Regions from separate parts of the Homo sapiens genome. Here region 1 is linked to region 2. A link is a loop called in an ENCODE intact Hi-C map of the cell type or tissue named here. Cell type or tissue: Caco-2. All regions are shown on one strand. Links, peaks and the distances in the headings refer to the core of each region. The heading gives the core; the rest is flanking DNA. Region 1 holds the start of LINC01630 (long intergenic non-protein coding RNA 1630). Region 2 has its middle 81 kb from the start of MEX3C.

Evidence for each region. A loop is a pair of places that touch in the nucleus more often than their neighbours do. Peaks named below come from ENCODE experiments on the same cell type or tissue, not always from the same donor. Only the 100,000 strongest peaks of a DNase experiment are listed, where the experiment ranks them.
Region 1: it touches region 2 in a loop (4-fold over the local background); 14 of 110 quality-filtered maps call a loop at or near these places.

The regions. Positions count from the first base shown.
Region 1 is chr18:51,386,938-51,402,557 of GRCh38, reverse strand. LINC01630 (long intergenic non-protein coding RNA 1630) reads right to left here and starts at 10,516. Exons shown (of 3, transcript NR_040074.1): 1 at 10,301-10,516. In Caco-2, for the core only: no CTCF peak of the experiment used is centred there; no DNase peak of the experiment used is centred there.
Region 2 is chr18:51,270,450-51,286,069 of GRCh38, reverse strand. It overlaps the pseudogene RNU1-46P. Among named protein-coding and RNA genes, the nearest start is that of MEX3C, 81 kb to the right of the region's middle. In Caco-2, for the core only: a CTCF peak has its summit at 7,860 (motif pointing left); no DNase peak of the experiment used is centred there.

The DNA of each region.
Region 1 (15,620 bases), core at 8,562-11,061, 110 kb before region 2:
AACAGAGAAATTAATGGGCCTGATTCTTATGTAACTATGGAACTCTGTAGGACAATTCTTTCACAAAGAAAACTGGGCACCTTGAGAGTGTAATTAAAGGTAATTCGAATCTAAATGTGGGGCAGAGTTAAGAGGATCAGGACAGGTACTCAAATCAAGTCCCATGGTAGGGTGGGAAGAAAAGAGAGAGGAGGTAACCAGAGGGAAGGCAAGTTATCAACATGAATACGTAAGTTTGATTATGTGACCAAATTCACCTTAACCATATCAAGTCTTTACTTCACACCATTGGGCAAAACAAATTTTAAATTCATATGTAATTTTAAAAGTTCAGGAAACCAGACTTCAAAATTTATTCAATATGGATCTCAACTTCAAAATTTAAGGCTAAGTCAGGCAGTATTTCATTATCACAGTTGAGTACATGTCAGACGACAGATAGCATCTTCTGGTTGAGATTTCAACTGTATTTTATTTGATTAACTCGGCAGAAATATTAAGTCACACAGACTTGAGAGTTATTTAGCATCTGCAGCTAGCAGTTATTCAAAATGCCAAAGGGAAAACCATCAGATAGCTTTTCCAAATGAGCAGAACAAGCATATTGGGCTATTGTAGGTATTTGTATTTGGGAAAGTTCAAAAATGCAAATGAAGGAATGAATTCAAGCACATGTTTATGTATGACAAAGCTGTGTAGATTTATTTGCAAATTTTTGCAGGTCCATTTATGGAATTGAAGGAGAAATAAATGTGAGTTGACTGGCTTTTAACAACTATTAAACAATCAAGACCGAAGCATTTGGGTACACTCTGCTTTGCCTCCCCAGGCACCTTCTAATGCTGCCTAGCTTTCCTAAGCAAGAAACCTTGACATTATTTAATTTCATTGTTGGTGTTGCTTCCATAGTTCCATCAACATTATCATTCACATGGGAAAGAGAAATGGAAACGGTTAGATCAAATTCAGTTTTGTTATATGTATGCTTGGAGTCATAAACAACTAGGAAAGAATAATTTATCAGACACTTCAGCTGTTTTGACACAATACCAAGTGAAATGAATACTTGAAACAATTTGATTAGTGTAGAAATTCAGTCTGGATAATACTTGCATCAGGAAGTGTTTTTAAACTGAATATGTTCTGGTCTACTTGTTTCAAATCAACTAGACACTTTGCCAAATCTCTTCTTCACTTTGTGTTTTATGAACACACTGTTATTTAACATCACCTCTCCAGTTAGGTTCTACCCAAACTGGAAATGAGGTAAAAAGATAACAGCTGACATTTGCCAACAGTTATCAGTTTCGATTTGCAAGAAAAATCCTATGAACCATACTTTGTCATTTTGCCAAAACAACTGAATTTTAAGGAATTGTGTTTTTAAAGGTGATCTGTATAATGTATGTAATAAAATCAAAATTTTAATTTTATACATTTAATTTATAACTTAAAACATTTTTCTATATCTGAATGTACAAACTGGGGCAGGGGGAGTCCTTTATCAGACCTGTGCCTGCGTTTTTGATTGGGAAAATAGTTAATTCTCAATCATGATTATGTAGACAGTTCAGGAACTGCAGCATAAGAAATGTCAGTGCCTTGGATTATGGCAGTGGACAGAAGCCAAGGGTATTGCCAAACATCCCACAATGTACGAGACAACCCCCAACAACCAAGAATCATTAGGCTCAAAATGTCAATAGTGCCAAAGGCAAGAAACTCTGGATTATGGCAAAGAAAACCAAAAGGTTAGATTTTCTTCAGGAACAACTGTTAAGTTATGATTAGAAGGTAGAGAGAAAGATAAGCACTGAGCTGGGAGTTAAGAGGTATTTCTAGTCCTTTTTCTGTCAACACGCCAAACAAAAATTTAATGACTTAAAACTGAAAAATGATTAATTTAAGCAAGTTAAATATTTATAGGAGCCTCGGTTTTCTCCTACGTGAAATAAGGACCCCAAGCTTTACATTTTGTAAAAGCCTTTCAATTATGCCTTTCCATTAGGCCAGAACTTGATTTACTGAAGTATTTTACCATTTATAAAATTATTTTACATCCAGCATTTTATTTATTTAAATAAATAACATAAATATTAACACTTTGTGATCAATAACATTTGCATAATAAATTTAAATTGGGTTATCTAAAGGAAAATACAATCCTATCTGTGCTTGGGACCCTCCAAGAGACGAGTTGCCTCAACCCAACCTGCCCCCCAGACACCCCAGCCCACCAAGAGTTGGAGGCTACTTCCCTTCCCCTTCAATCTCAGTTGGTCTTGTGACTTGTTTTGGCCAATTAAATGAGTGCCAGTGCTGTGCCAGTCCCAGGTCCAGGCCTAAATAGGCCTGGCGGCTTCCACTTTTACATTCTCAGAGCCAGCTGTGATGCCATAAGAAATCCAGACTAGACTACTGAACTATCAGAGGGCCGTCTGAGAAAAGTCCCGGACAATGAGAGGCCACTTTGGATATGCCACCCCAGCTGAGCTCCCAACTGAGTGCAGCTGCAGTAGTGACCCAGTCAACATCATGCAAAGCAGAAGAACCACCAAGATACGCCCCACTCCTGGGCCCACAGAATGTCGCAATCATACATCGTTGTTTTAAGCCATTACGTTGGAATTTTGTGTTTCACATCAATAGATAACTGAAACAGAGCTTTGCTGGCAACTCAAAGAAATCCTCTTCAGCGTCATCTACACGTGACTTTATCTTCTCTGTCAGGGACAAAAGGCAGAGGCATGACTGTTCCCAGAATGTTCAGTGGCCTATCACTGCCTTTTATTTTTCCTAACCAGAAAGAATTTCTATTGCAACCAAGTTTCTTACTACCCCCTCCAACTAATCTGCTTAGCTTTGCTGAGAAAGTTAGTGTGATATTACTAGAGAACTCAGGGAATGATACGATGCTGGAACAGATCCCTGCTTTCCCAATTATAACACAAGCTGTACAGAGTTTTAGCTGCTGCTTCTAATGTGTGCAAAATTCAGTCACCTCGCTTCGATGTACTCAGTATAATCAACACAAAATGGCTGAGCCAAGCCTGGAAATTCTTATTTTTTTCCACATAAAATACAGGTGGCTAATTGTTCCAACACTCAAATCTCCAGACTATTTTTGACTTGGCTAATGCTGAAAAAGATCAAATGTGGGAAAAAAAGTGCAATAAGTTGCCAGATGCATTTTTGTCTTGATTCAGGTGTTTCTATGTAAAAGTATAAAACCCTGAGGATAGCTGGGCAGTGGGAGACCTTGAAGATGACTCCCAGGCCATACTTGCAGGCACCATGGTCTGCCTTTGATTTCCTGCTTCTCAGAGGAAAGCTTACAAGCCAGAGCACTGACCCAGTACCCTGAGCACAGAGAGGACAGGAGGAGCCTCACCCCTGCTAGGCTTTGCGCACTCCATCTCATTATTTCCTACCGGAAAGTTTTGGCAGGAGAATGCAAAAGTTGGAATTTTGGGAAAGGGAGTCTTTGGTCCAATCAAAAGTCTCAGAGTTAAATTAAAAAGCCGTGAGACTTCTTCTAGAGTCCATAAAGCCCCATCCTCAAGCATATAGAAAATCTAAATATAATCTTTGAACCAGCCCAGTGCTATCAGGTCCCACATCCCACCTCCCTATCCTTGCATCCTCTAAACATTTTCTCTCTCTGAACATTTTAATTACATTCAAACACAGTAAGATACACCTTCCGTTTTTATTGTAAAAACATCCCTTTGAATGTTGCCAACTGGCTTTCTAAAAATGTTATTTCAATTTGCACTGCTACCAGTTTTGCCAAAGCATGACAAAGACAGAAAATAATTATTTTAACAATTAAGGGTGGCTTAACAGATGAGAAATGATATTTGATTTTTTAATTAACCTTTTTTATATAGGAATATATACAGTGTTTGCTCATAGGAGTCATCTCAAAATCAAATTATTACCTAGACTATGAATATAGTCAGTAATTAAAACCAAAAGAAATCAAGATCTCAAAAATTTCCATAGCTTTTCATTTAATAATTCTTATACCTCATACAACTGGAAATTCATGCACATAAAATAACTAAAAGAAAAAAGTTATAAGGTCAAAGACAGCTGATTTATCCAGTGTAAAGTGATTTAGTAATGCAGTCAAAATTTGAAAATGCCATTCTTCCCTAAATTCTTTGACATGTGACAAGAATTTTAAATGGATTATTTTAGCTAGTAGGCAACTGCAAAAATACCAGGCAGAGATAAGGAAGCTGTGTGAGTATTTTTGGAATTCAAAATTGTGAGAGCAGATGAGATTACGCAAAAGATTACACAGATGGAAACTGGCCCAGGATTAAGCCAGCACTGACAATAACACAATGTGGACTGTCTTCTAAAAGAAGCTAAAAGAATAGAGAGGCCTAGAAACAGAGCTAGGAGAGAGTAGGGTCTTCCAAGTCTGAGAGAAAAGGATTTGGGAAAAGGTTGGGGGTAGGGGAAAATTGTCCAGCCTTAACAAGCAGAAAAGTGAAGGTATTTTCAGAAGAAAAGGATGTTTTTGAACTTGAATCTGAAGGGACTATGGATGATCTTCGACTTACAATGGGCTTACCTCCCAGGAAGCCCATCAATAGTGGAAAATATCAAGTTGGAAATGCATTTAATATATTTAACTTACTGAACATCACAGGTTAGCCTAGCCTATCTTAAAGATGCTCTGAACATTTATATTTGCCTACAGTTGGGCAAAATCACCTAACACAAAGCCTATTTCATAAAGTTGAATGTCTCATGTAATTCATTGAATGCAGTATACTGTAGAGTGCAGTATTAGTTGTTTACCCTGCTGATCGTGCAGCTGAATGGGAGCTGCGGCTCACTGCTGTTGCCTAGCATCATGAGAGAGCATCATTCTGCAAATCGCTGGCCCAGGAAAAGGTCAAAATTCAAAGTACAGTGTCTACTAAATACATATCACTTTAGCACTGTCATAAAGTCTAAAATTCATAAGTTAAACCACAGTAAGTTGGAGGCCCTCCAATCCTGCCCTCCAATAACTGTGTCACCTCTCACTTCTCACCATCAGCTGTAAGCTGATGGAGAATGCAGGACAATGCATTACTCCATCCTCAAATAATTAACAATGACTAGAAAACAAATCAAGGTCATTTCAAGGTCTTGGATCCAGAAAGAGACAGAGGACCGGGTCAGTGGACACCTTAGTGTTTGAGGAAGTTGTAAAGCAGGAATCAGGTGTGAATGCAGAGAGGAGGGAGGCAGAGGGCAAGAGTTAGCTGATCTCTAGACAGGGGACTCGAGGCCAGAATTCTGGTCCTGCCCTCCTGGTTCCTGCCCTAGCCATGTTGGGCAAGTCACAGACCTTCTGGAGGACCAGAAAGGAAACAATCTCTAATGTCATTCCTAGTTCCAAAGATCTATGTCCTAAGGACAGAAGATTTGTGGTGGGAGGAGAGCTGGGGTGGGGGGAAGCTGTGCAAAGAAATATATAAGCTTGTGAATTAACCCCCTTCCTTTTTTAAAATAAAAGACAATATATAATAATTTAGAAATTTTAATTTTGTTAGAAAGCAATAAGAAATGGTAGGGGACAAGAAAACAAACAATGAAGAAAAGAAAAAGAAAAGAAATGGTAGGGGACAGAAAAGATATTTGTATTCATGGGCCATGCCTCCAGAGTTCAAACTCTGGTCATCCTGATATGGAGTCTAGTTTTAATATAAGGAACCAGGATAGTGCTTGAAAAGGAAATATCACTATTACCTGATTTTTCAAAAGATACTCAAGTCTAAGTTTTGGCAAAAGGTAGTTGTTAGTTTATATAGTTTAAAACATTAGTAATAGCACATTTTCTTGTCTATATCTTTCTGAGACAGGTTAATTTTCATTTCAGGGACATGTACTGATGTTGGGAGATGGTTCTCCATGGGCTTTTTGCATTCCTGCACATTCTTGCTGGATGTGCCAGAAATGCAAGGTTCTTTATTGGGGCCATTTTGCAGGGGTGCATTTGCAATGTGCACCTTGAGAGCTGAGGGAAAGGCTGGGCGCTGTGGCTCATGCCTGTAATCCCAACACTTGGGGAGGCCAAAGTAGGCAGATCACTTGAGGTCAGGAGTTCAAAACCAGCCTGGCCAACAGGGTGAAACTCCGTCTCTACCAAAAAATACAAAAAAAAATTAGCTGGGTGCGGTGGTGTGGCCACCTGTAATCCCAGCCACTCAGGAGGCTGAGGCACGAGAATCGCTTGAACCCAGGAGGCGGAGGTTGCAGTGAGCCGAGATCGCACCACTGCACTCCAGCCAGGGTGACAGAGTGAGACCGTGTCTCAAAAAAAAAAAAAAAAAAAAACAGAGCTGAGGGAAAAGAGCAAGTAAGCCACTGCCTGCTATAGAATGGCTGGTTCTCCACCCTCATTGTTTTTTATGACATGACCCACTGCATGTGTAGGTATCTATGCAGGACCTAATTCTTACCCTTGTGGGAACTGGGGTTCAGGGGGAAAAGCACAAATTCTGATACTCTGGCTACTGCTTTTGCTGTGAGTAATAAAGTCATCTCTGGGGAAAAAAAGAGAAGAATTTAAATTGCCACTCAAAATGCCCATGACAGTCACAATAGTTATAAATGTACTCCCTTCTTTCATGTCTGCACATCTGAGGTTCTACATACAAGGATGATGCTATTAAAGAGAGCTGAAATGTAACTGGTCCCCAAACAAGGTGTCAGTAATAAAGTTTTATTGGAACACAGCCATGCCCATTCATCATGCCCATTGTCTATGGCTGCTGTCCTGCTGAAAGGCGAAGCTGAAGCACTGGGATGGAAGCAGTATGACCACAAATCTGGAAATATTTACTACATGGCCCTTTTCACAACAGTTTACCAAGCCCTGCTCTAAAGCAATGGTTCTAGATCCTGATCACACACTGGAATCACTTGTGGAGTTTTAAAAAAAAATACTAATGCCGATATCCTACCCCCAGAGATTGTATTCAATTGGTCTAAAGAATACAATTGCATAATTGATAAATGAACTTCGGCATGTGGGTTTGTAAGAGTTGCTTCCATCCTGTGATTATAATGTGTGGCCGGAGTTGACAAGTTTTTGCCAAGGTTCCCTGAGCAAGACCCTACCAGAGCAGGGGCTACATCTTCAGAAGGCAACATACTCACAACTTATCTTAGTTCCCCTGCAGAAACTAATCAAAAGCTAATATTGGTATTCGAGTTTCTGTTTTCCCAGAGAAATTGTTTCACAAGTGTCCACCTAAAGAGTATTTCTCTGTCTTCTGAACAACCAAAGCCAGGCATTGACGGTTCTCTTTCTCAATGGCCCTGATGAAAGAATACATTTAATAAAGTCCTTCTAAAATTCAGTGTCAAGAGGAAAAAAATAACTCTTCAGGTAAATTTGTAAACAACCTTTTACCCAGCAACTAGAGCTACAAACACCTAAGTCCTTCATCCTTTACATTGGAACTATAATCTGTCCAGATGGCAGGTATATCTGTTTCTTTGATCCATTTATTATTTATTATTTGTCTTATTTTTAATTGCTCTGTTTTTCTCAATTATTAATTATGCAGATCCTTTTTAAAGGCAAATATTAGTAAATACAGATGTATATGCTTACTTCATAAAAACAATATAGTGTTTTTAAACATGTCTGCTGATGTTTTGACACTTTCACTGTCAAGAGTGGGATGTGTGTCCCTTCCCCTTGAATCTGTGCCAACTGTCATGACTGGTCAACCAATAGAGTACTGTATAGTGATGCTACATGGCTTCCAAGGGCCAACTGCAAAGGACAAAGCCATTTCCACCCAGCTCACTGGAAACACGCTGGAACCCTGAGCCCCTGTCTTAGTCTGCTCAGGCTGCTATAACAAAATACCATAAACAGCACGGCTTAGAAACAACAGAAACTTATTTCTCACAGCTCTAGAGGCTGGGGGGTCCAAGATGAAGGCACCAGCAGATTTGGTGTCTGGTTCATAGACGACATCCTCCCATTGTATCCTCACATGGTAGAAGGGACATGTGAGCTCTCTCTGGGACCTCTTCTAAAGGCACTTATCCCACTCAAGAGGGCTCCACCCTCATGACTTATCACCTCCTAAAGAGCCCACCTTTTAATAGCATCACCTTGGGAGTTAGGATTTTAACATGTGAATTTTGGAAGGACACAAATGTTCAGTCCTTACCAGCCACCATGTAAAGTCCTACCACCCTGAGGACACCATGCTGCAAGGAAACCCAAACCACCCCATGCAGAGAAATGACACAGGGTGGGCCTGAGATAACACAAAGATAAAAACTCCCTGCCAGTCCCCAGATAATCTAGGTTCCGGCTTTTCTAGCTCCAGCCCCATCTGACGACCACCACATTGGAGACCCTAAGCTAGAAGCACCCAGCCATATCCTCCCAAATTCCTGACCCACAGAGACCAGGAGAGATCATAAATGTATTGTTGTTGTTTGATGTCACTATATTTTGGGACAGTTTGTTAGGCTGCAATAAATAACAATACATATATCCATAATAATAGTAACATGCATAACAATCTCCAACAAAGAAGATTTCATGCCTCCGCTTCTCAGTCTCCCTGTAGCCTATCCTATTGTCAGAAAATATTAGTTAGTGACAAAGTTCATCCATTCCAGAAAGAATCAATAGTAGATACTAAAATCATTAGGTGAAAGGTTAATGGAAAACTCAATAGTATCACCCATAGCTTATTTTCTTATCACAAAAGGAGATGCCTTCCTTTACAATAGAGGGATCTGGCAGTCATCACCTTGAACAGAGTAACCAACACAGTATCACAAATAGTGGGACAGTCATCCAGACATTAAGTGCCTCCTGCTGTGATGCAATATGAAATACACAGCATAACCACCTCTGAGCTATTATCACCAAAAATGTAGTGGATAAATTACCCTTGGATCAAGTGACCATCCCTGTACTACAAGAGGTGGCTGAGGAAGAGAGTTGGCTTGAAATGTAACTTACATTGTATAGGAATTACTGGGAAGAGAGAAACAAGATAAACAGGACTGTGAGGAAACTATCAGACAGATCTAGGATGTAGGACAGTCTGCCAAATATCTGGCCTAATTTCTTCCTTTAAAATAAAGAGGAAGACACTTCTAGATTAGGAGAGACTTGAAGGACAAAATTTAACAATTCAATGCCGTGCCATCTTTATATCAAGGTGTGAAAAGAAGCATCTATAAAAGACATTTTGAGGAAAATTGGGACTATTTAAATGAGTCCCAATTTTTCTTCTTTTTATGCTTGTCACATAAAACACAATTGGCACTATTTTCTTAATAGTTAGGTTATTAATGACATTAAGAAAATACTGCCAATTGTGTTTTATGTGACAACGGTATTGTGGTCATGTAGGAACACACCTCTTTTAGAGATGCATACTGAAGTACTTAGGGGAAATATATTACAATATCTGTAGTTTACTTTAAAATAATCCAACAACAGAAAAGAAATACGGAGATAGAGCAAATAGGGAAAAATGTTAATAAGTGTTAAATCTAGGTGGTAGATTGATGGATACCTATTCTACTATTCTTTCTACTGGTCTCAATATTTGAAAATTTTCATGAAAAAAGTATTAAAAGCTTAAAAGTGTATTGAAAGCAATGTTTTTTATTGTTTTGTTTTGTTTTTTGGTTTTTTTTGAGATGGATTCTCGCCCTGTCGCCCAGGCTGGAGTGCAGTGGCGCCGAACTCGGCTCACTGCAAGCTCCGCCTCCCAGGTTCACCCCATTCTCTTGCCTCAGCCTCCGGAGTAGCGGGGACTACAGGCGCCCACCACCACGCCCAGCTAATTTTTTGTATTTTTAGTAGAGACGGGGTTTCACTTTGTTAGCCAGGATGGTCTCGATCTCCTGACCTCGTGATCCGCCCACCTGGGCCTCCCAAAGTGCTGGGATTACAGGCATGAGCCACCACTCCCAGCCAAAAGCAGTATTTTTTTAAAACACTCATCATCCAGCTATTCTAACTCAGGTGACTAATACTACAATTAAATATACATTCTTCAGGAACCCCCACACCAAAAACAAACTGTCAAACAAACAAAAAAAAAAACCCAGCTGATAACCATTCCCCCAGTGCCACCTATTTTATAGAGGATAATTTTGTTGAAAGGAGCAGAGACCCCACACACACGCATTCCCTCAAGCCTGGTAAAGATAAGTGGGGTTTATTACTAAGCTCAAATGATCTCATGAGGAGTCAAGAACAGGAGTAGAGGAGACCCAGAATTAAGGAACAAGAAGTTACCTCATGAGAGTTCGAATAGAGAGTGTTTCTAGAATCAGTGCAGTTGCAGGAACAGATATTCTTGCTTTCCCTCGGCCAGAAGAATCATTCTCTTTCTCTCCCAGACTCATCTTCTTTCTCTCCATCCTCAGTGTGTTGACTTCTCATTGCCATCACAGCTTCCCCGACCCTGACTCAGCTCGCAAGACGTTTCAGCTACAATACCCATATCCAATTGGCAGCTTTCTTTTGTGTTTCTTCATTTCTATTCACCCAAGCAAGACCCTGATTGGCTCAGCTTATCTCTGTGCTGGTACGGTAAGTCCAATCAGCTGCTATGGTTAAGTCCAATCAGCTGTGGCCAGGGAGAAACTGAATCAAGTGATAAAAAGAACAGCAGCTGAGACAACAAGGGCTTTCTGTGAGTAAGTTCCCCCTCTGAGGGGACTGTGGGCAGGGAAGACAATAGCATCCTAAAACAATCTCTATCCTGTCTTATAGAGAGCATTCTGAGCTGCAGGGCGATTTTTGCAAGGATGTGAAGAAGAAATTCCTGGGTTTCTACATCTCTGCACAGGACCATTGTATCCCATGAGATCATTGTCTAGCTGATTAGTATAAAGCAGTGATTATCTCAGAACACAACATTTACCTATGATTTTTCTCTGAACTGAACACATACCTGAAAATAGATGAAGCAAGATGACCAATCCTCTGTCTGGGTTTGAGCAATACAAAACAATCACAGACTTTCATTGAGATCTAATAGTACCCTTTCTTTATTTAGCCAGTAAACATACATTGAGTGAATGTCTGCTGTGTGTGTCACACTTTACTAGGGGAAATGCAGGTACACACAAAGAAGGAGAAGGCAAAGCCTCTGTGGGTAAGAATATTACACTACTGTTGAGTGAAATGATATACACACTCCAGAAAACACAAATAACAAAAGTAATTGCATCAGAGGAGAGCTGTCATAGCTCAATGTATGCTAAGTGTAAAGTGGATGCTACGAGGAAAGCTGGAAAATTCAGATAAAAAGCTTTCTGGAAGGAGATTGGCCTTGGAGGACGGTAAGTAATTTTAAAGAATGTACTTCATGGTAGAGAAAACAATAAGATCGAATGCAAGAAATGTGTCAGGCAAGTCTTGAAAAACAGATCACAGGCAAACCTGATTAAAGAGGATTGTATTGAAGACAAGTGGACGGTCATTTTGAAAAGGGGGATATGGGGACCAGGTGGTGAAGGAAAGACCTTGAATGCCAGGATAATGAGCTTCATCTTCTGAGTAAGGCTTTAGAGTCAGGAAGGGAAGGGATGAGATCAGTGTTTTAGGAAGTGCTAGTGTCAAGGGTAGGCTGAAAGGCCAGAGCGCTTTGCAATTTACAAAGCATCTTCACATATGAGTCATCTACTTCTCTCCTGGCAAATGGTTTCTTATGAGGCTTTTAGAGGCTGGTGCAGGGCAACATTCAGAAATCTACCCAGACTAGAGTTACAGCAATTAAAGAGAGTAAGTTACTGGCGCCAGAATGGTCAGACAGATCAATGATGCAAAATGGAACATCTGGAAACAGACCCAAATATTTATATTTATATATATAAACTTAATATTTTATCATGGTAGCATTTTAAGTCAGCGAAGGAAATAGAATAATTTAATAAATGGTTTTAAGGCAATTGACTAACCACTTAGGGAAAAAAAAATAGGTGAGAGGCCTGCCTTACAACTTACACCAAAAAATTTTTTTGAATGGATGAAGAAGTGGATCTCAAATGTTGGTTGATATTTAATGACCTGGAGAGTTTGTAAAAAGAGAGACTCCCAGAGATTCTGATTCAGTAGTTCTTAGGTGGACCAAGAAACTACAGTCTATAAGCCAGACTGTGATAAACACTTGCTTAAAGACAAATATAAAAGATGAAACTACAAAAGCATTAAAAATAGATAAATATTTATGTGGTTCTTAGGAGGGGAAGCATGACAATGAAAGCAAAAAAAAAAAAAAAAAATTTGACTCCAAAAAAAGTAAATACTCTTTATATCATGTAAACACCAATTTCCCCTTTCCTTCCATTTAGTATAGCTAAAATCTCTGGAATATATATATAAATGAGGAAACCCTGAAGGGTGGAGAGAAGAAGGCAGGAGGCTGGGCCATGCGTGGAAGCTCACATCTGTAATCCCAGCACTTTGGGAGGCCCAGGAGTGTGGATCACTTGAGGTCAGAAGTTTGAGACCAGACTGGCCAACATGGTAAAACCCCATCTCTACTAAAAATACAAAAATTAACCAGGCATGGTGGCAGGTACCTGTAATCCCAGCTACTCAGGAGGCTGAGACAGGAGAATCACTTGAACCTGCGAGGCAGAGGTTGCCGTGAACTGAGATCACGCCACTGCACTCCAGGCTGGTCAACAGAGTGAGACTCCTTCTCAAAAAAGGAAAAAAAAAAGAAGAAGACAGAGGGGCTAAGGACTTTGGGACCTGAGGTGAGCTCCTTGATTTTCTTTTTGTCTCATGAACCCCAGCCTGGATGGTGGAGAAGCCAGCAACCCAGAAATGCCATCAGGTGCAGACAGAAAAGCCCAAGAAAAGCCTGCTCTCTCTAGCCCAAAGAATGTGGAATGGGCAGCCGAGCAGGACAAAAACTTTTAGGCAATGATATGATTGGGCTCTGTGTCCCCACCCAAATCTCATCTTGAATTGTAATCCCTACATATTGAGGGAGGGACCTGGTGGGAGATTATCGGATCATGGGGGCAGTTTCCCTTATGCTGTTCTCATGATAGTGAATTCTCACGAGAGCTGATGTTTTAAAAGTGGGACTTCCCCCTTCACTCTGTCTCTCTCCTACCACAATGTAAGACAAGCCTTGCTTCCCCTTCACCTGCTGCCATGATTGTAAGTTTCCTGAGGCCTCCCAGCAATTCAGAACTGTGAGTCAATTAAACTTTTTTTTTAAATAAATTACCCAATGTGATGGTTAATACTGAGTGTCAACTTGATTGGATTGAGGAATACAAAGTATTGATCCTGGGTGTGTCTGTGAAGGTGTTGCCAAAGGAGAATAACATTTGTGTCAGTGGGCTGGGAAAGGCAGACCCATCCTTAATCTGAGTGGGCACAATCTAATCAGCTGCCAGCGTGACTAGAATATAAGTAGGCAGAAAAATGTGAAAAAAGATTGGCCTAGCCTCCCAGCCTACATCTTTCTCCTGTGCTGGAACACTTCCTGCCCTCAAACATTGGACTCCAAGTTCTTCAGTTTTGAGATTCAGACTGGCTCTCCTTCCTCCTTAGCCTCCAGATGGTCTATTGTGGGATGTTGTGATCATGTGAGTTAACACTTAATAAATTTTCCTTTATATATATATTCCATTAGTTCTGTCCCTCTAGAGAACTCTGACTAATATACCCAGTCTCAGGTAGTTCTTTATAGTAGTGTGAAAATGGACTAATACAGTCAATAACCACTCTATTGTATTCAAACACCACAGAAAAACTGTGGCCTTACCCCTGCTAGCCAAGGCTAAGTGGAGAGCCTGGACTTCCACTTTGACCTGATGGAAACAAGATTTCCCTTCCCCTCCCTGCTGTGGTTGTGTCAGAGGTGGCCTAATGGAGAGCAAATCCAGCTGTAAAGAGTTGTCCCTCCACGGTGTCATTGGAAGCCATGTAGGGGCAATGACAGGGAACCTCTGCCCTTCCAAGCCAGAGTGGAACCAGCAGAGGCCTTGTGGGGACCCTGAACTTCCACCCCACCCAGCAGTAACAAGGATCCTCTGTTGCAAGGAAAGCCAGAGGGGAACCTGGGCTAGAACCACACATGGCAATAATGAGACAGTGCTCCCTCTTCCTTTGCCAAAGCTGTGTCAAAATAAAAACCTTCTATAACAGAAATTTTAAATAGGATCCAGAGCCTCACAACATAATATCCAAAGTATCCAGGTTTCCATTGAAAAGCATTTATCATACCAAGAACCAGGAAGATCTCTACTTGAAAGACAAAAGATAATCAACAGATGCTGGTGTAAGTTGAATGGTGGCTCCTAAAAAGAGGTAAGTTCATGGACCCTTTGAGTGTCACTTTATTTGAACAATAGATATAATTGCAGATATAATTAAGAATCTTGAGATTAGATCATCCAGGATTACCCAGATGGGCCAAAAATCCAATGGCAAGCATCCTCATTCCTCATAAGAGACAGGAGAGAGCACATGAACACAGAGGAGAAGATCATGTGAAGACAGAGGCAGAGACTGGAGTTATGCAGCCACAAGCCTGGAGTCACTAGAAATTGCAAGAGGCAAGGGAAGATTCTCTCCTAGAGCCTTTGGAGGGAGCACAGCCCTGCCAACAACTTGATTTTAGAATTCTGGGCTCCAGAATTGTGAGAGAACACACTTCTGTTGTTTTAAGCTGCCAAATGTGTTGTAATTTTTTGCCCTAGGAAATAGCCCTAGGAAACTAATACAGATGCCAATACCAAGATAACACAACTATCAGAGATTTTAAAACAATCATCATAAAAATGCTTCAATAAGCAATTACACCTATACTTGAAACAAATGCAAAAATTAGAAAGTCTCAACAACAAAAAAAAGATATAAAGACCAAGTGGAATCTTTAGAACTGAAGTGTACAATAACCAAAATAAAAAACTTTGTGGATGAATTCAACAGCAGCATGGAGATGACAGAAGAAAGAATCAGTGAACTTGAAAACAGAAATATAGAAATAACCAAATCTGAAACACAGAAATTAAATAAACTGAAAAAGAGTGACCAAAGAGATCCTCAGGGACCTGTGATACTGTCAATAAAGTTAACACTTGTGTTACTGGGGCTGAAAAAACGAAGAGAAAGAGGGTAGAGTTAAACACAATTAAAAAGTTAAAGAAAAATGGGAAAAAAAAAATCCATCCTATATATGATAGACATATATTTAGTTTAAGATCCTTTTATACCTACATGCCTTTCTAGGGGATCTTTCCTGCTCACAGTCTATCCTCTTCCTCAGCCAACTCTTATTGTACAGGGATGGTCACTTGATCCAAGGGTAATTTATCTACAGGCTACCAATAGCCCAAGACAAGGTTCTCTGGGGAAAAAAGAGAGAGAGAGAGAGGTGACAGTTATCTGCTGAGCCAGTTTCTCTTTCAGCTGGTGCTATAAACTATGGCTATTAAAATTATAAACAGGGTTGAGCATGATGGCTCACGTCTGTAGTCCCAACACTTTGGAGGGCTGCAGCAGGCTGATCATTTGAGCTCAGGAGTTCAAGACCAGCCTGGGCAACACAGCAAGACCCTGTGTCTACAAAAATTAGCCAGGT
Region 2 (15,620 bases), core at 6,303-8,802:
GCCATCTCTGGGCTGATATGGGTCTAGTGTTGTCCTCAGTGATTAATTTCTGTCCTAACTAGTAGGAAGGGGAAGAGGGACCCCTTTACAAATTTATGTTCTGCTTTTAGGCAAATGATTGGGGAAAGGGCGAGACAGAGAGCTTTTCTTGTATCTGCTTCTTCTCAATTGCCTTCAATTGAGAAGACATCTTTTAGGCTGACATATTTTGGGGTGGCATATATTTCTGCCTGTCAGTGTCAACTCAAGTTCTTTCTAGTCTCGCCAGAATGCATCCACTGACATCCCGTCTGCCCAGCATTGGGAAATTTGCTGAGGGACTTTCAAAATAAGTTTCTGCCCTCCATGCACCTGTCCTTTCATGAAGACAAGACTTTCAAATGAAAAAGAGGAAAAGAACAATTAAAGCAGTTCCCTGTATCCATATGGAAGGCAATAAGTGAGTACCTGGCTAGCTGCCTTCTCCCGTGAAGCATCTCAGATACCTGCACTCAGCATCAACGTTCATAAAGGCCTGGAATTAACTCACTGTCCACAGTGGGCCATTCCCTTTTCTCGCTCATGCTGCCCCCTCAGCGTGGCATGGCCTTCCTCCCATCAGAGTTCTCCCTACAGAGCCAGCTCCTCAAAGCCCGCCTGCTTTGTGACATTCCCAGATGCCCGGTCAGGATGAACAACTCCTCCGACCAGACTCTCATTGTGGGCCAAAAGACCTGGAATCAGGAGTTACTTATTACAGCTTAATGGGCAGAGAAAAGGAAATCAGAGGCAGAGCTCCCCAGAGATCATTATTCTTTGTAAATTTTCGTTACACAACTGATATATATGTTTTTATAACAACAAAGAGAGTAAACAAAAAGTTTCAGGACGTTCTTTGTAAATTTTCATTACACAACTGATATATATGTTTTTATAACAACAAAAAGAGTAAACAAAAAGTTTAAGGACACAAATGAAAATTATTGCATTTCCACAACCCAGAAACAAGAAGTAACATTTGGTAAACCTTTTTTCTGGATGTTATTCTACCTGTATCTAGATAAAAAGAAGTTTAGGTGTAGGTGCAGATACAGATAATGTGTCTACCAAGAAAAAATAAAACAATACTGCACTGGGCTGTTTCTGTTTCGTTAACTGCTTGTTTCACTTGACAATGGATACTGAGCATCTTTCCACGTCAGAATTACCCTTCTAACGTCAGGCAGGTCAGAGTCAGCCTGATGTCCATGCAATTTCCTCCATAGATTAGATACAGAAAAAAAGCCACCAAAGGTAAAGACAAGAGACTCCCCCCAGAGCTACCCCCTGGGAGAGGCCAATCCTGCAGCACCTCCCGACTCAGCACCCGTGCACAAACCCAGCTCCCTAAATGTGGGGTCGGGAGCTTCAATACCCAGACCCATTCCCACCTTCTGCTCATTCTGGCCTCAGCAAAACTTGAACCAAGCAAGCATAGGGCAGTTTAAGTTAAAGGGATCTGGTCGGGCACAGTGGCTCATGCCTGGTAATCCCAGCACTTTGAAAAGTGAAGGCAGGCGGATCACTTGAGGTCAGGAGTTCGAGACTCACCTGACCAATGTGGTGAAACCCCATCTCTACTAAAAAAAAAAAAAAAAAAAAAAAATTAGCTGGGCATGGTGGCACATGCCTGTAATCCCACCTACTCCAACAGGTGGAGGTTGCAGTGAGCCGAGATCGCGCCACTGCACTCCAGCCTGGGCCACAGAGTGAGACTCTGTCTCAAAAAAAAACAAAGATAAAGGAATCTGTGCCTCAGTTCTTGAGATGGCTTAGAGTTGCTGCCTGGTATAGACAGTGCCAGATTTCCACAAATCAGCAGTGAATTGAGAACCAGTTTTAAGGAAAACTGCTCAACATCTTCACCATCATGTTTATCAACCTCAGAGTATTCTATGGTAAGAATGTTTATTTATTCAATTCCTATAATCATATTTAGGATATATATATTATTATTATTAAAAAGTGGACTGCTGTGAACATGTTTGCCAGATTTTTATGCATTATCATAAATGCACAATTTATCCTTTTCTTAAAGATAAATTTCTAGAGGTAGAATTTCTAGATCAAAGAACATACAGGTTTTTTTAATAGCTTTTAAAATAGATAAAGTGGCCAAGTTTCTATCAATTTTACGTTTGTGTATTAAAACGCACAAAGCACCTGGCATAGGAGATACCACAATCACAAAGGTGGTTTTCCCAGGGTGAGGCTTATCCATTGCACTCTAGATGTGCTGATACCTGCGATTATCCCAAATGCGGGAAACTCAGCTGCATAATTTGTGGTAGTGGGGGACTGTGTGTGTGCTTTCCCCTGATGTTTATTAAAAAGAAAAAATTTTTGATTCAAAGTAAATAAAGTAAAATGCACAAAGGAACAGCCCATACCTCACCCACACATGGACAAAATAAAAGGCAGAGACAACCTCGTTGTCTGGATTTACAGTTCTTTGACTACTGCTGAGAACAAATATTTCAGAAAATAGTTATAGGTTATTTTTATCTTTTTTTTTTGAATAGTGAGTTCTTGACCTTTGTCCCTGGACTCCTTGAAGTCCTACCACATGTTAAACCTTAGGATAATACAATGGACACTGATTTTGTCTACTCTGGAGAATTTCCAAGAGTAAGGAGCAAAGTTCCCCAGTTCCCATGGGGCCTACCCCCACTCCAGCTCACACCCCTTGCCTGCTAACCAAATTTGACTGCAAAGGTGTGATGGAGAAACTCCCAGCTTTTTTTTTTTTATCTCTGGCTCTAGAACTTTGAAGCCACTCAACCTAAAGACAAGTCTACTCAAATGGCAAACCCTACCAGCCATCTCTTGGCTCCCTCCCCTCCCCTCCTCTCCCTTTAGAACACAGCCTCAGCTCCTACCAGATCATGACACCTTTACTCCTCTTGCCCTAACACTCCCAGACAGTAGAAGACTTAGTCTGAAAATACATGTGTTCCCCATGTGTGTCTGCATCTGTGAGAGAGAGTCAGTTCAGCAGACCCTCAGTGAGTGTTCGAGTATGCAGGGCCCTGAGCCCAGTGCTATTAGACACATGGAGATTTAAAAAAAAAACAAAACAAAAAAAAGACATGGCCGGCTGCAGTGGCTCAGGCCTGTAATCCCAACACTTTGGAAGGCTGAGGCAGATGGATTACTTAAGGTCAGGAGTTCAGGATCAGCCTGACCAACCTGGTGAAATGCTGTCTCTACTAAAAATACAAAAAATTAGCTGGGTGTGGTGGTGGGCACCTGTAATCCCAGCTACTAGGGAGGCTGAGGCATGAGAAACACTTGAACCCAGGAGGCAGAGGTTGCAGTGAGCTGAGATCGCACCACTGCACTCCAGCCCGGGAGACAGAGCAAGACTCCACCTCAAAAAAAAAAGAAAGAAAGAAAGACATAATCTTTGCCTTCCAGAAATTAACAATCAGGTATGTGACTTATACTCAGATAATGACAGATGGGTACATTTTGAAAATCCTGTAAGAGAAGTAAAGACACTGTGCTATGGGAGGCTAACTTCCAGTGTGGAAAGTTGAAGACTTCATGGAGGAAGTGGAATTTAAGCCTGACAGAAATGGGGGAAAGACAGTCCAGGAAGAAGAAACAGTCTAAGTAAAGGCAAAAAGATGGGGTAGTGCATTCAAGAACTGCTGAGTTCCATTTAGCTGAGAGTAGTTTATCTGCAATGGACTGAAGTTTGTATCCCCTCAAACTTTGTATGTTGAAATGCTAACCCCAAAGCAACAGTATTTGAAGACGGAGTCTTTGGGAGATGATTAGGTCATGAAGGTGGAGCCATTATGAATGAGATTAGTGTTCTTAGATGTGTAAACCAAAAATAAAATTCTAAGCCCTTCAATTGACTGATGAAGCCCCCCTCTCAGCCAAGGGCATTCCAAAGTAAAACTAGTTCAGGCTGTGATGGAAAGCGGAAGTCAGACATGCTTCATTATACCCTCCTCCTTTTGGAATTCAGGCACAAATTGTCAGTGCTAACATTAAAGCAGAGATCTTAAGATTGATAAAACAGACTCTTTGCAGCAATAAGATACCAAATTCCAACCTGACTCTACTATAGCATCACATGATAGATAGTAGGCCCTGAAAGAAATCGAAGTATTTTGCCCTAAAATTTATTTATTTGACATATTTTGAAATGGCCCTGCAAAGCTGCCTCTTGTAGGGAAAATTACTCTCTAGAGAATCTCCTTCCCTTTCCAGGTCTTTTCCCTGATCTAGGAGAGAATCAACTCTTTCAACCAATTGCCAATCAGAAAACCTTTGAAACCACCTGTGACCTGGAAGCCTCCACCTCACCCCACCCCACTTGGAGTTGTCCTGCCTTTCCAGACTGAACCACCGTGCACCTTACATGCATTGATGGATGTCTGCCTGTAACTTCTGTTCCCCCTAAAATGTATAAAATTAAGCTGTGACCCAACTACCTTGGGTATATGTTCTCAGGACCTCGTCAGACTGTGTCATCAGTCATGGTCCTCACATTTGGCTCAGAGTAAATCTCTTCAAATATTTTACACAGTTTGACTCTTTTCATTGACATAAGAAGAGGCCAGAAGCCAGGTACAGTGTCACACACCTGCAGTCCCAGCTACTTGGGAGGCTAAGACAGGGGTATTGCTTGAGCCCAGGAGTTTGAGTTCAGCCTGGGCAATACAGAAAGACCCTGTCTCTAAAAAAGAAAAAAAAAAAGAAGAAGCCAGAGAGCTAGTCAGCTCTCCTTTTTCCAGTGTGAGGACACACCAAGAAGATGGCTGCCTGTGAACCAGGAAAAGAGCCCTCACCAAGAACCCAACCCTGCTGGCACCCTGGTCTCAGACTTCCATCCCCCAAAACTGTGAGAAATAAATATTTGCTGTTTAAGCCACTCAGTTTGCAGTATGTTGTTACAGCAGGCACTGTCTAAGGAGAAGGAATAGAAGATGAAGTCAGGCAGGAAGGCAGAGGCCAAACTTTGGAGGCCTGAATGCTGGGCCAAGAAACAGGGAGTTTTATTGACAACATTTAAGCAAGGAAGACATAGTCATAAGTGATCAGATATAATTGGCCACAACTATTTTAATTTAGAGATTAGATACCTAACCAAGAAAGACAAGAAAAGATGTAAATTGCCTACTCTGCCTTAAAAAAATAACAGGCCGGGCGCGGTGGCTCACGCCTGTAATCCCAACACTTTGGGAGGCCGAGACGGGCAGATCACGAGGTCAGGAGATCAAGACCATCCTGGCTAACACAGTGAAACCCTGTCTCTACTAAAAATACAAAAAAATTAGCTGGGTGTGGTGATGGGCACCTGTAGTCCCAGCTACTCGGGAGGCTGAGGCAGAATGGCATGAACCCGGGAGGCAGGGCTTGCAGTGAGCCGAGATCGCACACTGCACTCCAGCCTGGGTGACAGAGCAAGACTCTGTCTCAAAAATAAATAAATAAATAAATAACACAACCATTGCCATTGATGTGGACAGATTCCTGTTCATCTATGGATCATGCAACATAACAATGGATATGCACATTGTCCCACACCTGCCATTTTGATGTGGGATGCTGTTTGCTTACAACTCAAAAAACTTCATGTGTGCTCAATCTTTATAGTTTGTTTGTGCAGGTCTTTCTCTCTGAGCTGGTGTCCAAGATTTCCAGACAGAAGGAAGAGCAAGTGTACCCTCTGTGTCCAGATCCTTAAATGCATCTGAGCCGCCTTTGACCCCACCTGTCCCCACACCTTGATTTCAACCCCACGAGTGGGGCAAATGAGAACCTCTCTCCTGTCTCCTTTCTCTCTCTCTCCCAGTCTCCTCCTTCCAGCCCAGAAAGGGTCTTTACTGCCTTCCTGTATGGTGAGAAATTGCTCTATATGACATCCTACCTAATTTCCTCTCCTATTGTTAACATGAATAAACTCAAAACTCTAATCCTCCAGCTTTGATTCACATAGAACCCACAAACCTTACTTCTCCCAAAGAAGCTGGCTCTGCACATAAAAATCTTGCAAATGAAAATCCTGATTATTATCTCTGAAATGTACCTGAGACCCTATCTGGGAAGTCAGGAACTGAAATTGATCTCTAGTCTTCAGTTAGATTTTGCAAAGCCCACTGTGTAGTAAATGATTTAACTTTGCTCAAAGAGCGGTCTGGACTTTGCTGTTGGCCCCTGGGCAGTCATCTCTAAGCCCTTGGAATGTCCTGCCTGATAACAGTGTCCTTGTTTTCTAAGGGACTTTGGACTACACCAGAAAGTCCAACAGTGTGATTTATAGTGAAAATTTGAGTCATATGATATCAGTTCAATCTCTAGAGGAACTGGAACCTGAGGTCAGCCATGTGGAAAGTTGACCATGAAACCTCAGTACAAACTCTTAGACTACCACAGTGGCTCATGCCTGTAATCCTAACACTTTGAGAGGCTGAGGTGGGAGTATCACTTGAGGTCAGGAGTTCAAGACCAGCCTGGGCAACATAGCAAGACCCTGCCTTTACAAAATAAATTTAAAAATTAGCCAAGCATGGTGACGCATGCCTGTATTCCCAGCTACTTGGGAGGCTGAGGCTGGAGGATTGCTTGAGCCCAAGAGTTTGAGGTTACAGTGAGCTATGACTGTGCCACTGCACCACAGCCTGGATGACAGAACAAGACCCTATTTCTAAAATAAAATAACCCTGGTCACCCAGGCTCAGGTGAGCTTCTTGGTTGGCAGTACTCCATATGTATTATCAAATATCTTTGCTGGAAGAGTAACACTGTCCATGACACTAGGAGAAGATGGCTGAAAGCTCCATGCTTGGAATTTTCCTGGACCCTGCCCTACATGTCTCTTCCCTTGGCTGATTTTCATCTGTATGCTTTCCCTGTACTAAACTGTAACCATGAGTATAACAGCCTTCAGTGAGCTCTGTGAATCCTTCTAGAAAATTCTAGCAAATGACCAAATGTGGGGATGGTCTTGGGAACCCCCTGAACTTACATTTGGTATCAGAAGTGAGGGTGGTCTTGAGGGCTATTTGTCTAATTCTTCACCCCCTGATAGTAGCTGCCACATCCTCAGTGGGAAAAGAGGACCACAGAGCAACAAAAATTAACTGCGATGAGAATTAGACAAGATAATAGTTCCTAATACACACATATAAAAAGAAAACCAACAGTGCACACTAGGTGAATGCTAATAGTGAGATGCAGGCTCTGAGTAGTACCAAATTCAGAAGAAGGAACAGTGACTGTGGATGAAAGTGGTGAGGGAAGACTTCCTGGAGGTGGTGGGACTTGAACTGGGATTTTGAGGATGTAGAGAAATTAAACAGGCATAGTGAAGAAGAGCATTCCAAGTAGGAAAGAATATTTACATCAGCTTGCTAAACTGGCATATCGATTAGAAGTCTAGAGAGTAAAGGTTACAACAGAAAATTAAGGTATTATTAGCCTTGAAAGCTTCCTGATGTTATTTATCTCCATGGGCTCCTTCATTAGCCAATCACTGTAAAAATATTTTCAAAATACCAAGAATCCCATTGCTAATTTGGAACACAGAGGCAAGAATTCTATTCTTGATTCTTTGATCTTTTCCACAGCCCATGCTAAACATATCTCTCTGAAAGAGTAGATTGGCCTTGAGAAAGATGGGATCGGTGAAGACCCATGGCCTTTGTACTCACAAGAAAGCCTTGGGAGTCAACGCTGCCCAATATCAGCCATGCCAGAGGATGAAAGTGCACTGCCCAACATCAGCCATGCCAGAGGATGAAAGTGCACTGCCCATCTCCAGCAGGTGCCAGTCATAGAGGATGAAAGCAAACAGTGCCCCCTAGAGGTGTGTGATGGGGCTGCCCTGTGGGTAAGGAAAAGCTTTAAGGCTGCAAGCCTGATGTAAAATCACTGGCTCCAATAAGAGAAATTACAGAGCATGGGCTCCTATACTGAAGGCCATAACATAATTAAGGTTAAGGAAACCAGGCGTCATGGTGCACGCCAGTAGTCCCAGCTACTCAGGAGGCTGAAGTGGGAGGATCGCTTCAGCCCAGGAGTTCAAGGCTGCAGTAAGCTGTGATCATGCCACTGCACTCCAGCCTGGATGACAGAGCAAGACCCTGTCTCAAAAATAAATAAATAAATAAATAAATAAGAAAACTAAGGAATCCCCCTACACATACACACACACACACACACACGCAGTGAAATACTTCCAAGTATTCTCACCCAACCTGGATATACGGACTGTTTTCCATCTGTTCTCTCCAAAACACTATAGCAAACATAGGAAATAGAATTTTTCCCTTCTATTTCTGTTCTTTCTATTCCTATGCTTTCTATTTTCTATCTACTTATAGCTATCTATTTCTATTCTATTGTTTTGTATTCAAAACTTTATAGAAAATAGAATTTCCCTTTTCAATATGACATAACTTTTTTTAGGGAGATCAGGAACCTCATTAGAATTTGATGAAAGTCCTGAACTCTTACCCTAACAACACACACACACACACGCACACACACACACACGAAAGAGAGAGTTTTGTGCAAAACTCTAGGTATCTCTAAAACCCCCCTGCCTCACAGGACCAAAATGTGATCCTGACATCCAGTGGTAAGCCCCTTCTTTATGATGTTCATTACTTTACCTCTGTCAGGAGTTTCTGAATTTTGGCTATGTCATAGTGTCAGTGTGGTCATTTACTTTTAAAAGACTTTGGAATGAGCTATGTAATGTGTCAAGGGTGATTCGTTAGCATATGAAGAACCCCAAGCAAAAATTCACAATCCAGCGGTGGCTACTCAGCCCCTCAAATACTGATTGTTACTTAAGTCCACACCACAGGTTTGTAAAATAGCATGAAGGATGTTCGAAATAATTGACACTGGCAAAATGAGTGATGTTCAAGGAATAAGGTTGCCATAAAAATTATCCAGGCCCCTTGAAAACATTAATGCTAAATAAGCCAGACACAAAGGGACAAATATTACATGATTCAACTCATACGAGGTAGTTGGAATAGTCAAATTCATAGAGACAAAAAGTAGAATGGTGGTTTCCCAGGGCTGGGAGTAAGGGAGAAAGGAGAGTTATTTTCTAATGGATATAGAGTTTCAGTTTGGGAAAATAAAAAAGTTTTGGAAATGCATGGTGGTGCTGGTTGCACAACATGATGAATGTACTTAATGTCACAAAACTGTATAGTTTAAAACCGTTCAAATAGTAAATTTTATGTATATTTTATCACAATGAGAAAAATTTACGCAGACCCTCCCATGCCTACATGAATGAAGTGCAAGGAACAGGCAAGCCCAGGATCTAATACCGTTGGAGAAAACATTAGAGAAAGTGTCTGTCCCCACAATTTAGGGACTCCAACCAATATCTCATGTTAACATTTTAATCCAAAGTGGCTGCAATGATGTACGATAGCCAGGATGGCCAATCTTAGGCTCTGGGATTGACTTGACTTCAAAGTCATCAGAAATCATAGCATCCACCTCTAAGTAACCCTTTGATGAAGTCAGTGAGAGGGGCCTCCCCTGAGTTTAAGGAGCACAATGTGTGACTATTTTTATGCTTGTATATCTGGCAGAATTCTGTCAAAAATGTGCTTTCACTGTAACATCCCACCATTGGCCAGGTTGTGGAGAACGTTTCCCCCCTAATCTCCAGAGGCTGCTACTCTTCTAACCAAGGAACCTGACAATTGCTGAACAGGCCAGATTCGCCTAAGCCACTATCCAAGTTCAGAAGAAACTCAGCCTGGCCTTCAGCCAAGAATGCAGCAAAACAGACAGTAGCTCAGGCCTCCAGCCTGGCCCCAGCTGAGCCGACAGCTGCCCAAAAACTTCACCCTGATGGGATTGCTTTGACTTGGAGAAAAGCCACAGGATTTTTGAAGTCCCATCTTGTCTCCACCCAGACTCAATAAGAGAAACTGTAGCCACACCAAGACCAGTTGCTGGGCAATATAAGGGAAAAAAGGAAAAAGACTACTTAATTAAGGAGCTAACTCAGTTATCTATCAGGAAAGCTAAGTGCATGCTGCAGGATAGATAAATATAGACCTTAAATGTAAAATATTACACCGTATCATAACTAAGTTAAAGCTCATAAAGATTAGAAAATTGTTAATTCTCAAATTTCAGGAACATTGCATCATAAAAGAACAAGGAGTGAGAAACTGAAACCGTCAACACAAGGTCCACCAACCCAAATGAACTTCAGATATGAATTAGTTAGCTCTTTCAGTTACCAGTAAATATTTACTGAATGCGTCCAATATACCAGACAGCTCTGAGATAGCATGCAGGAATAACAGTGGTATGGTCTTTTTTTTTTTTCCTATTTCCGTAGGAGCTTATGGTTATTAAAAGGAAGGCAGAAACACAAAAAAAATAAGTTAGTGGTTAAAGGTTTTTTTTTTTTTCTGCAATACTTTGGTGTCAGAAACAAATATGAGGATTTTCCATACTAACAGTCAATTCTCCAACACAAACTAGGTGGCCTACAACTCAACTCAATTCAATGCTGACATTAACTACCCGGACTCCACAGGTTTAAGGGCTGAGATCCACAACACTGTCCCCACCTCAGGCGCCAATTGCAAGTATTGGGTTTCCAGGTTACCCACACTTCTGTCCAACTCGGCAACAAAGTTCCAGGTTCCCATAAGCCCATTTAATAATGTGCCAGAACAGTGGGCAGAACTCAGGAAAGCAATTTGCTTACATTTACCAAGATACAACTCAGGAACAGCCAAATGGAGGAGATGCATAGAGCAGGATAGGAAGGGGGCGGCAGGGGTGATGCACAGAGCTTCCATGCCCTCTTCAGGTGCGCCACCCTCCCGGCACCTTGATGAGTCCACCACCCAGAAGCTCTCTGGATTGTTCAGTAGTGTTTATAGAGCTCAATCTCCAGCACTCACCTCTTCCCTTCCCAAAGTCGGTAGGTGAGGCTGAAAGTTCCAACCCTCTAATCACTTGCTCTTTCTGGTGACCAGCCCCATCCTGAGGCTACCTAGGGGTCCCACTGTAAGTCACCTCCTTAGCATAAACTCAGGTGTGATGGAAAGGGGTTTGTTATGAATAACAAAAGACACTCCCCTCACTCAGAAAATGCCAAGGGTTTTAGTGGCTCCGTGCCAGGAACTGGGGACAAAAACCAAATATACTTTTGTATTAATCCACAGTGGTCAAATAAAATATTCAGGGTGGGTTCTGTGGGGGTGCAAAGAAGAACGAGATAATTTTATTGAGGGTGATGAGTTGGAAAAAGCCTCAGACAGGAGGCTGTGACTATGTTTTAAAAGGCAATAGGTGTTCACTGGGCAGACAATGGAAGGAATGGCAAATGGACCAAGAAGAAGGAAATGGCCCAGTGCCGCACACTCGAACTCCTGACCTCGTGATCCGCCCGCCTTGGCCTCCCAAAGTGCTAGGATTACAGGCATGAGCCACCACGCCCAGCTAGCCAGAGGAACTTTTAAAAACTATATCAAATGAGCTGAGTGTGGTGGCTCATGCCTGTAATCCCAGCACTTTGGGAGGTGAAGCAGGCAGAGCATTTGAGGTCAAGAGTTGGAGACCACCCTGGGCAACACGGTGAAACCCCGTCTCTACTAAAAATACAAAAATTAGCCAGGAGTAGTGGCAGGCGCCTGTAATTTCAGTTACGCAGGAGGCTGAGGGAGAAGAATCACTTGAACCCATCAGGCAGAGGTTGCAGTGAGCAGAGATCACGCCACTGTACTCCAGCCTGGGCAACAGAGGAAGACTCTGCTTCAAGAAAAAAAAAAAAAAAAAAAAAAAAAACTGTCAAATGGCCGGGCACAGTGGCTCACATGGTGGAAGGATGATCACTGAAGGCCAGGAGTTCAAGACCAGCCTGGACAACATACTGAGTCTCCCAACTCTACAAAAAAAAAGATTTTTTTAAAAATTTTTTTACTTAAAAAAAAAAAGCTATAACAAATTTTATCACTCTTCTGCTTTCAACCCTCCAAGGATTTTCCATCCCACATTAAATAAACTCCAAACTCTTTACCCTGGTCAGCAAGCCCCTATGATCTTCCCCCTGCCTATTTCTCTGTCATAAAGTAACTATGTTTTTTCCCTTTGTTGGCTCTGTGAAAGATGCAGATACCAGGATGAAATTGCGTTTGTCAGACCCAGGCAAAATAGGGCCAGGAAGAGAAGGTATGAAGGAGAGGACTCCCGTTTACACATCTGAGATAAGAACTCTTTCCAAGGACTTTCTAAAAACCCCATAAGAAACCCTTTCACATCCTTTATGCATCTCCTGATTTGATAAAGTTTATCACTAGACACTCTGAAGGACTGCAGTAATTCAGATAAGATGTTCTCTGAAGAACACTTGCCCAGTAACAGGATCTCTACCAATAAACTGACAACTCTGGCTTTGAACCTCAGGAACCAATGAACTCTGTTTCTAAGCAGCTTATGTAAATCTCTTTTTGCTAATAAAAGCTCCTCTTATCCTTCCCTCAATGCACTGGTGGTTTGCCATTCCATGCATTCTGAATTATAATCCTTATTTCTTATTCCTGATTAAACTCAACATATTTAGGGATAATTTTCTCATGTCTTTTTTTAGGTTGACAGCTCCATTCTAGCTTAATTGGGCCTCATGACTGTTCCTCAAACGCGCCATGCATTTTCCCATCTCACTGTCTTTGTGCTTACAGTACCCCCAGTTAGCAGTGGAGGACCTTGTCAATGGCACAAGAAGTTTGGAGGCAGGATAATGAAGTGGTTGACAGCACAGACTCTGATTTCAGATTTCCTTGGTGCAAGGCCTCGCTCTTCCTCTTATTAGCTGTGAGAAATTATTTAACTTCTCTTTGTCTTGCTTTCCTCGTCTGTAGGATAGAGACGCTAAACAAAAATAGCATTTACATCACAAGGTTATTGAAAAAATCAGATAAGTTAATTCATGCAAAGCATTTAATATAATGTCTGGAACATAACATAGATGTTAGATTACTTCTTTTTCTACAGGTGAAGGTGGAACACATTGAAAAATTTTGTTTCATTGCTGTTGTTGTTTTGGTTTAGTTTTGGCTTTTTAATTCTTTTTAATTTTTTGAAATAGAGTCTCACTCCATTGCCCAGGCTGGAGTGCAGTGGTGCAATCTTGGCTCACTGCAACCTTCGCCTCCCTGGTTCAGGCGATTTTCATGCCTCAGCCTCCCAAGTAGCTGGAACTACAGGCATGCACCACCAGGCCTGGCTAATTTTTGTATTTTTAGTAGAGATGGGGTTTCGCCATGTTGGCCAGGCTGGTCTTGAACTCCTGACCTCAAGTGATCCACCTGCATGGGCCTCCCAAAGTGCTGTGATTACAGGCATGAGCCACTGCGCCTGACCTCTCAATTTTTAATTTTTGTGGGCACATAGTAGGCACATATATTTATGGGGTACATGAGAGTTTTGATATAGGCATGCAATGTGAAATAAGCACGTCATAGAGAATGGGTATCCATTCTCCCAAGCATTCATCCTTTAAGTTACAAACAATCCAAATACACTCTTCTAGTTATTTTTAAATGTACAGTTAAGTTATTATTAACTGTAGTCACATCGTTGTGCTATCAAATAGTATGTCTTATTCATTCTTTCTATTTTTTTTTTTTTACCCATTAATCATCCCCATCTTTCCCCAGCCCCCCACAACCCTTCCCAGCCTCTGGTAACCATCCTTCTACTCTCTATGTCCATGAGTTCAATAGTTTTGATTTTTATATCCTACAAATAACTGACAACATGTGATGTTTGTCTTTCTGTGCCTAGCTTATTTCACTCAATGATCTCCAGTTCCATCTATGTTGTTGCAAATGACTGGATCTCATTCTTTTCTGTGGCTGAATCACACTCCATTGTGTATATGTACCACATTTTCCTTATCAATTAATCTGTTGATGAACACTTAGGCTACTTCCAACTCTTAGCTATAATAAACAGTGCTGCAACAAACATAGGAGTGCAGATACCTCTTCCATATACTGATTTCCTTTCTTTTGGGTATATACCCAACAGTGGGATTGCTGGGTCATATGATAGCCCAATTTTTAGTTTTTTGAGAAACCTCCAAACTGTTCTCCATAGTGGTTGTACTAATTTACATTCCCACCAACAGTATATGAAGTTTCCCTTTTCTCCACATCCTCACCAGCACTTGTTATTGCCTGTTTTTTGGATATAAGCCATTTTAACTTGAGTGAGATGATATCTCATTGTAGTTTTGATTTACATTTATCTGATGGTCAGTGATGTTGAGCACTTTTTCACGTGCCTGTTTGCCATTTGTATGTCTTCTTTTGAGAAATATCTATCCCAATCTTTTGCCCATTTTTTATTGAATTATTAGATTCTTTCCTGTAGAGTTGTTTGAGCTCCTTATATATTCTGATTATTAATCTCTTGTCAGATGAGTAGTTTGAAAATATTTTCTCCCATTCTATGGGTTGTCTCTTCATTTTGTTCATTGTTTCCTTTGCTGTGCAGAAGCTTTTTAACTTGATGTGATCCCATTTGTTCATTTTTGCTTTGGTTGCCCATGCTTGTGGGGTATTACTCAAGAAATTTCTGCCCAGACAAACATCCTGGAGATTTTTCCCCAATGTTTTCTTGAGTAGTTTCATAGTATGAGGTCTTAAAGTCTTTAATCCATTTTGATTTTATTTTTGTACATGGCTAGGGATAGGGGTCGAGTTTCATTCTTCTATGGATATCCTGTCATCCCAGCCATGGTTTATTGAAGAGACTGTCCTTTCCCCCAATATAAGTTCTTGGCACCTTTGTAGAAAGTGAGTTCACACATTGAAGCATTCTGAACAAGAGTAAAATAAGGTCAATTTTCCACTTTATTATGTCTGTGATTTAGAGTGGAGGGAATGGAGGATAGATTTGAATAATAAGGAGTTTTTGTATTCCTTTATTCAGCAAACTGATTCCAGGCAATGTGCTAGACGCTGGGAGAGTTACTGTTATGGTTTTGGATTCAGGTTCAAGTACCAAGCATGAACAGTTTCCCTGCACCTGTTAAAACTGCATTCAAAATCGGCCCCTCCAAGTAGATAGGCCAAATTCTAGGCCTGGGTTCTTCTTAATTAAAAAGTGGAAAAGGATATTCAATTGGAAGTTGAGACCTAGATTCTGATCTTCATCTGAAAACGGGTGATATGGTTTGGCTATGTCCCCACCCAAATCTCATCTTGAATTGTAGCTCCCATAATCCCCACATGTCATGGGTGGGACCCAGTGGGAGGTAACTGAATCATGGGGGTGGGTCTTTCCCATGCTGTTCTCATCACAGTGAATAAGTCTTGTGAGATCTGATGGTTTTCTAAAGGGCAGTTCTCCTAGACACAGTCTCTTGCCTGCCACCATGTAAGACATGCCTTTTCTCCTCCTTCACCTTCTGCCATGATTGTGAGGCCTTCCCAGTCACATGGAACTGTGATTTCATTAAACCTCTTTTTCTTTATAAATTACCCAGTCTCAGGTATTTGTATTTCTACATCACAGTATGAAAATGAACTAATACGGCCGGGCGCAGTGACTCAAGCCTGTAATCCTAGCACTTTGGG